2 separate regions of the Homo sapiens genome follow, and region 2 is linked to region 1. Evidence: chromatin loops called from intact Hi-C (ENCODE). Cell type or tissue: heart right ventricle. All regions are shown on one strand. Links, peaks and the distances in the headings refer to the core of each region. The heading gives the core; the rest is flanking DNA.

Region 1 (2,926 bases), core at 213-2,712:
CTGCTTAAAAAATCCAGACCAGAGCCACATTCTGCCTTTAGAATCAGCTCTTCACTATTTTCCACCCAATTTTAAGGCCATGTTGTTATATAATTTGGATATGACAGCCAGAGATAATTTTCTGCTCGAAACAATTAGTCATATTTTAGGTTGGATAGGTTTGACTGAGTAAATCTTTCTTCAAGTGAGCATTTTATTAATTATAGAAAGGGCTTGGAGAGACATCCTTTCAAATAACGGAATCAAACCCTTTCTCTAAGAGAGGAATCCCTAAGCCTTGCTGGATCTTGCACAAAAATCATATACCATCCCACAGCTAAATTCATTTAGAATCCCACCAGAACATTCTAATGCAATTTTTATGAAGTGTCTTTTATTTTGTACTTGCTTACTCTGTAACAAATGAGTCATTGATTTTCAAAAAATTTTAAATGTATCCAGAGGGTTTTTTTTTTCTTTTCAGTTTTTGTTTTGAACAGCCATTCAGAAGCCAAACCCAGTAACCCTAAGTTCTCCTGGCTGCTTTGCTGTAAAGATAGCTTTCCTCTGAACTGATTGTAGTGGTTGCTTTGACAAGAACGAACCACTTTCTTTTTTTAAAAAAAATTTATTATATTTTATTTTAAGTTCCAGGATACATGTACAGTACGTGCAGGTTTGTTACATAGGTAAACGTGTGCCATGGTGGTTTGCTGCACCTATCAACCCATCACCTAGGCATTAAGCCCTGCATGTGTTAGCTATTTATCCTGATGCTCTCCCTCTACAGGCCCCAATGTGTGTTGTTCCCCTCCCTGTGTCCATGTGTTCTCATTGAAGAACGAACAACTTTCAACTAGCCAAATTGCTGAGATGTGAAAGAAGTACCTTACAAGTCTTTCTAAAATGTTGTCCAGCAATTATGTTTGAATATTTGTGTGTTATATTCAGGGAAGGCCTGAAAACAACAACAATAAAAATGAAACTTTAGGGTCAATCCCAATTTTCTTTGTGATCATGAGGTATTCTAATCTAGAGTTCCTTTGGGAGCCTTTCCTTGTGAGTTTAAGTAGGAAAGCCGACGGGAGCCTCACCGTACAGCTGTGGTCGGGTACAGTAATCCCCTGATGACTAGTCAAAGACAGATCCACTCGATGCCTATGTTTTTTTCTATCATTCAAGAGTGGCCAAGGAGACCAAGGGTAGGAGTGAGAATTCACTAGAGTTTTCAACAAAGCATTCCAATAAATTAAAAAAACAAACAACTTTTGTAAGAATGAAGTGTTTGGCAATGCTGGTTGGTTACAGCGCCCTCATGTGTCTCAGCATGGTAGTGTCATTTTAGGGCTTTCCAAGGGCATGAGATTCTCTCCTAATCATTAGACCAATGCTATTGAATGGAGTCCTTTTCCTCCATGTTTGTTTCTAGGGTCACAAATAGACTTCTTTCTTCTTTAGGTGTTAGTTTGAATCTCCAGTGTGATTATAATTTTTATTAGAAACTGTAAACATGAACTATCTCATTTTCCAGTCTGTTTCTGTGCATGCTCGATAAATGCTTGCTGAATTTGAGCTCATTTAAATGTCAATTCCTGCCAAAAAGTGAAAATAACCCAAATGCCCGGCTGGGGAATCAATAAACAAATTGTGGCACATCCATACAATAGAATACTACTTAGTAATAAAAAGGAAAGAACTACTGACACGCAGCAACAAGAGGCTGTGAATTATAAGGTTCTACTTATGTGACATTCTGGAATCAGACAGATACCAGATCAGCAGCAGCCACAGGGCTGGGGAAATATGGTGGGATTGGTTGCAAATGGGTATTAGGGAACTTTTCGGGGAGATGGAAATGTTCTTTATCTTACTTGATGTTGGTGACTTGACTACATACATTAGTCAAAACTTATCGAACTGGCAATGGTGGTATGACAATGAGTATAGCTGCTTTCCAAAACTCATTGAATTGTGCACTGGAAAAGGGTAAAATTAACTGTATATGAATGATACCTCAGTAAGCCTCATAAAAACTTTCAATTCCTTAAAAAATTATCATGGATTTCTTCCAGAGTACTGAACACCAACCCCTCTGGGTTGGTTTCCTTTTCTTTGCCTATCTGAAAAAGATGCCACGATTAAACTCTTAGACTCTGCAAGTTCCAGCCCAGTTCAAAGTCCCAATGGGGCCAGACTGCATTCCAAACAGTCTGCTCCCCGCCTCTGCCATTATACCAGAGACGGCGTATGCAGTGACACAGTCTCTGTAGCATTTGGATACTGAAAAGGAAAACATCAAAGTTCCGGGCCAGTGCTAGCTGCCACCAACAAGCACAAGCCCCTTGAGGAGAAATGAGATCTGGGCCCTGAAGGCAAATTCATACTGTCAGTTTGCTGGCTCTCCTCAGTGAAGGACAACAACCACGGTTCCTGGGCAGAAGCTGTGCTTTGTACAGATTTATTAGCCACTTGACTGAATGTTCTGCCCCAGGCAGTGCCCAATATCTGATTCTGGAAAACAACTTTGGTTCCCGCAGCTCCCAAGATGTTCTACCTACCCTCATTCCCTATGATGGTGACCTACAAATGTTGATACAGGCCAGTGGTTCTTAAACTTCACTGGGTTCAGGAATCACCTAAGGAGTGTATTTTCTAAATGTCAGTTCCCAGTCTTCACTTGCACTCTGAGATTCTAGTGTAATAAGCCTGGGAGCAGTTCCTGGAAATTGCATTTTAGAAAAGCACCTCTGGTGATTCTGATGCAGGAGGTCTAAGGCTCACACTTTAAAATATGATGATCTGAGGCCTGGAAAAATTCATATACCATCTAGACTTTTGTTTTCACTTGAAATAGTTGAAAAATTAATTCATTGGAAACATCTGACCCATCACGTCGTTGAGTAACACAGTGATTAACAGTGGGGCTCTAGAGTGGGGTTCCTGGGTT
Region 2 (2,926 bases), core at 331-2,830, 130 kb before region 1:
TTTTGTCATGAACATTTATTACTCATTTTTACATGTTTCAAATGTTTCTCAAATATTGTTCAGATAATCACCTAAGTCATAAAACAGTAAGTGTAAAAATTACTAATATAAGACTAATATAAAAAATTACTAATTACTAATTTCAGCTGATTTTTTAAATTTATCAGTAAATTTATTGAGCTTTCATTAAAATATTAAGATAAAAATTTTATTTATCTTTGAGATGGGTAGTTAATCATATTTTTACTAAAGTTCAATGTTAATAATCCTTTATAGTTGATATATTTGAGTCTCACCACAAAGTCCTGAGATAGGCAATGCCTTGCTCGAGGTTATAAAGCTAATAAGTAAATGGAATAAAGATTCAAATATGGAACCCTCAACTGAGCACAAGTTCTTTTCCTAATTTTATTCAGACTTGGATTGTATCTCTGAAACCAAATACAACTAATAAGCTAGCAGGCATGTTGTGATCTGAAATGTTGAGTAAACCTCTTAGGCTAGATTAGAGCATTAGACTGCAATGGCAGATAAAGCAAAAATATATATATATATACTGGCAGATTATGGTGATCCTGGAATACCAGGCTAAGTACTTGCCCTCTTGTAGCTAAGAATTCATCAAAGCATAATGAGAAACTTGATTTCTAATCAGGGTGGTGTGGCCACATACTGGGCTTAAGTCAGATTAGCCAACAGTTCCCTGGAGTCTCCACTAGAGAAGAACTGGTTAGAAGATCAAACAACATATACACAAAACCATGGCATAAACTATGTCTTCTTTCTCAGATACAGAAGAGCATAGAAGAGGAGGTAGTGGTAGTTGTTAAATTTTGTGAAGATGAATAAACCAGAATGCCATCAGGGTAACAGATTCAAGACCTTAAAAAACCAAAATACAGTCTAAGGAATTAAAATCTTCAAGTGTTGCCACAAAAGCATAATGTACTTCAAATTAGCAATAAATATATAATTTCCAAAAAACAGTTGCCGACTACGTGCTGCGTGCTGTACTGCATGCTCTTATGTTATTTTATTTAATTGTCACAACCGTGTGAGGTATTTTCCCCATTTTACCAACAAGGAAACTGAAGCTCAAGTTAAACGAGCTTCGTAATGTCACATAGCTAGTAAGTGGTAGGCAAAGTAAAATGTGAACCCAGATCCAAAACAAACACTTTTATAAAAAATTGTGTAAACAAAATGGGCAATGATGAGAAAATGTACTGACTCCTAACTTAGGTCAAAATGGCTTGGTACTGCAAAATTTCCATAGTCTGCTGCTATGTAATTTTTTTTGCTTTATCTGCCATTACTACCTCATGCTTTAGCCTATGAGGTTCTTGCAGCATTCTCTGATCACAACTTGCACTTCTCTAGCCCTGCTCGATCTACTTCATCCAATGGAAGTATTGACTTCCACTGTTCTTCTTCCTAATGAATTCTTTCCTTTATTCAACACATTACAAATGCTACCTTCTCCTTGAAGTCACCTAATCATCCAAGTTAGGAGGGATCTCTGTATTTCTTCTCTTCTACACTTCACTGTGAACTTTCCCTATACTATACTTAGGGTACCTAGTGTATGACTGTGATTGTTTAACTATTTTCCTGCTCTACTATACCATATTATCTGAGGACTGAAACTGTGTCTTTCACATTTCTAGATTCTCCCTGAGTGTGTAGTTCAGTGCTCAATTAATACTAAGTTAAGAGTTTCTTTTCATTTTCCTAGATATAAAGAAAGTGAAGAATCTGATCTCAATCTTGACCCAGTTAACGTAGCAAATATCCATTTCATAGGTTATTAGCTAGAAAACAGTCTTATCAGTCTATTACTTGAATGAGAAATCCCTGCTGTCTAATTAGGCCTACCCATAATCTACTAGGTAAGATTTATTTTCTTTAAATAAGAAATTCATCCTCATTGAATGTTATAAACTTTTAAAAAGCCATTTAATTCTTCAACTCAAACAAAATCCTACTTGAAAACTTAATTTGCCCCCAGAACATTATAGTTTGAACAGCTCTTCAAACATAGGTCCAAAAAGTATGGTAAAAAAATCACTAGGTGAAAAGCAAAATGTTTAAGTTAGAGACAGGGTGCCTTAAAAGCCTTATCTGAATCTCACACCCTTTTATTTTATATATCTATCAATGTCGAGGGAGTGAGGCTATAAACTTTGAATTCATAAAGTATGGACATAAATGGACTTCTAAAAATGTCAAATATTCAGAGATGTGAGATTCATGTAGGCTAAGAATATACTTTAAGTACTCACATATTCCGGAATACTATAAACCAAAAGTAGAATTCACTTGAGGCATCACATTTTAAAACTCTGTATCCAAGGTCAGAACTTTCAGGAGAAAGTGGCAGGAGATAAAATACTTAAGTCACAGAAAAGAGAACCAATTTGATTTTTTAAAAAAACCTGACCTGATAAAATTATTTCAATTAATGCTTAAAAAAAAAAAACTCCATGTTGGCTCATTTATCAGTAATGTCTAACTTACACTCAGATAATAACACTGATAAATATAGGAGACATCAGAGATGAATTTTAAATATCCACATCTGGATGTTTTACCTCAAAATTACTAGAGAGGAAAATTGGGGCAAAAAGTTAAAAAAAAAAAAAAGATTACAGACTTGCTGCTCCCAAGGCACCCTATAATTATGTTATTAGAGCTCTCCTAAAGCAGGATTAGGAGCATAACAAACTTACTTAGAATTTCTCCATTAAGAAATGTACTCATTTGGAAATAGAATACCACTGGCCCTGTTGAAAGGAGAAAAAACAAATAAACCATATTTTCTTCTGGATGGTCTTTCTTCTGTATCTAAGTCTTGATTAACATGAAGCTAAAGGTTAGAATATTTTTCTTGAAGCTGTGTACAACAGAAATGTAAATAAAGTTAAGA

What was found. A loop is a pair of places that touch in the nucleus more often than their neighbours do. Peaks named below come from ENCODE experiments on the same cell type or tissue, not always from the same donor. Only the 100,000 strongest peaks of a DNase experiment are listed, where the experiment ranks them.
Region 2: it touches region 1 in a loop (2.3-fold over the local background); 7 of 110 quality-filtered maps call a loop at or near these places.

Annotation. Positions count from the first base shown.
Region 1 is chr10:109,976,951-109,979,876 of GRCh38, reverse strand. The region is part of intron 2 of ADD3-AS1 (ADD3 antisense RNA 1); the gene reads left to right. Among named protein-coding and RNA genes, the nearest start is that of ADD3, 30 kb to the left of the region's middle. In heart right ventricle, for the core only: CTCF peaks have their summits at 1,096 and 1,295 (motif pointing left); DNase peaks (open chromatin) are centred at 1,286 and 2,303; H3K27ac peaks cover 2,500 bases.
Region 2 is chr10:110,105,857-110,108,782 of GRCh38, reverse strand. The region is part of intron 2 of ADD3 (adducin 3); the gene reads right to left. Among named protein-coding and RNA genes, the nearest start is that of ADD3-AS1, 99 kb to the right of the region's middle. In heart right ventricle, for the core only: no CTCF peak of the experiment used is centred there; no DNase peak of the experiment used is centred there.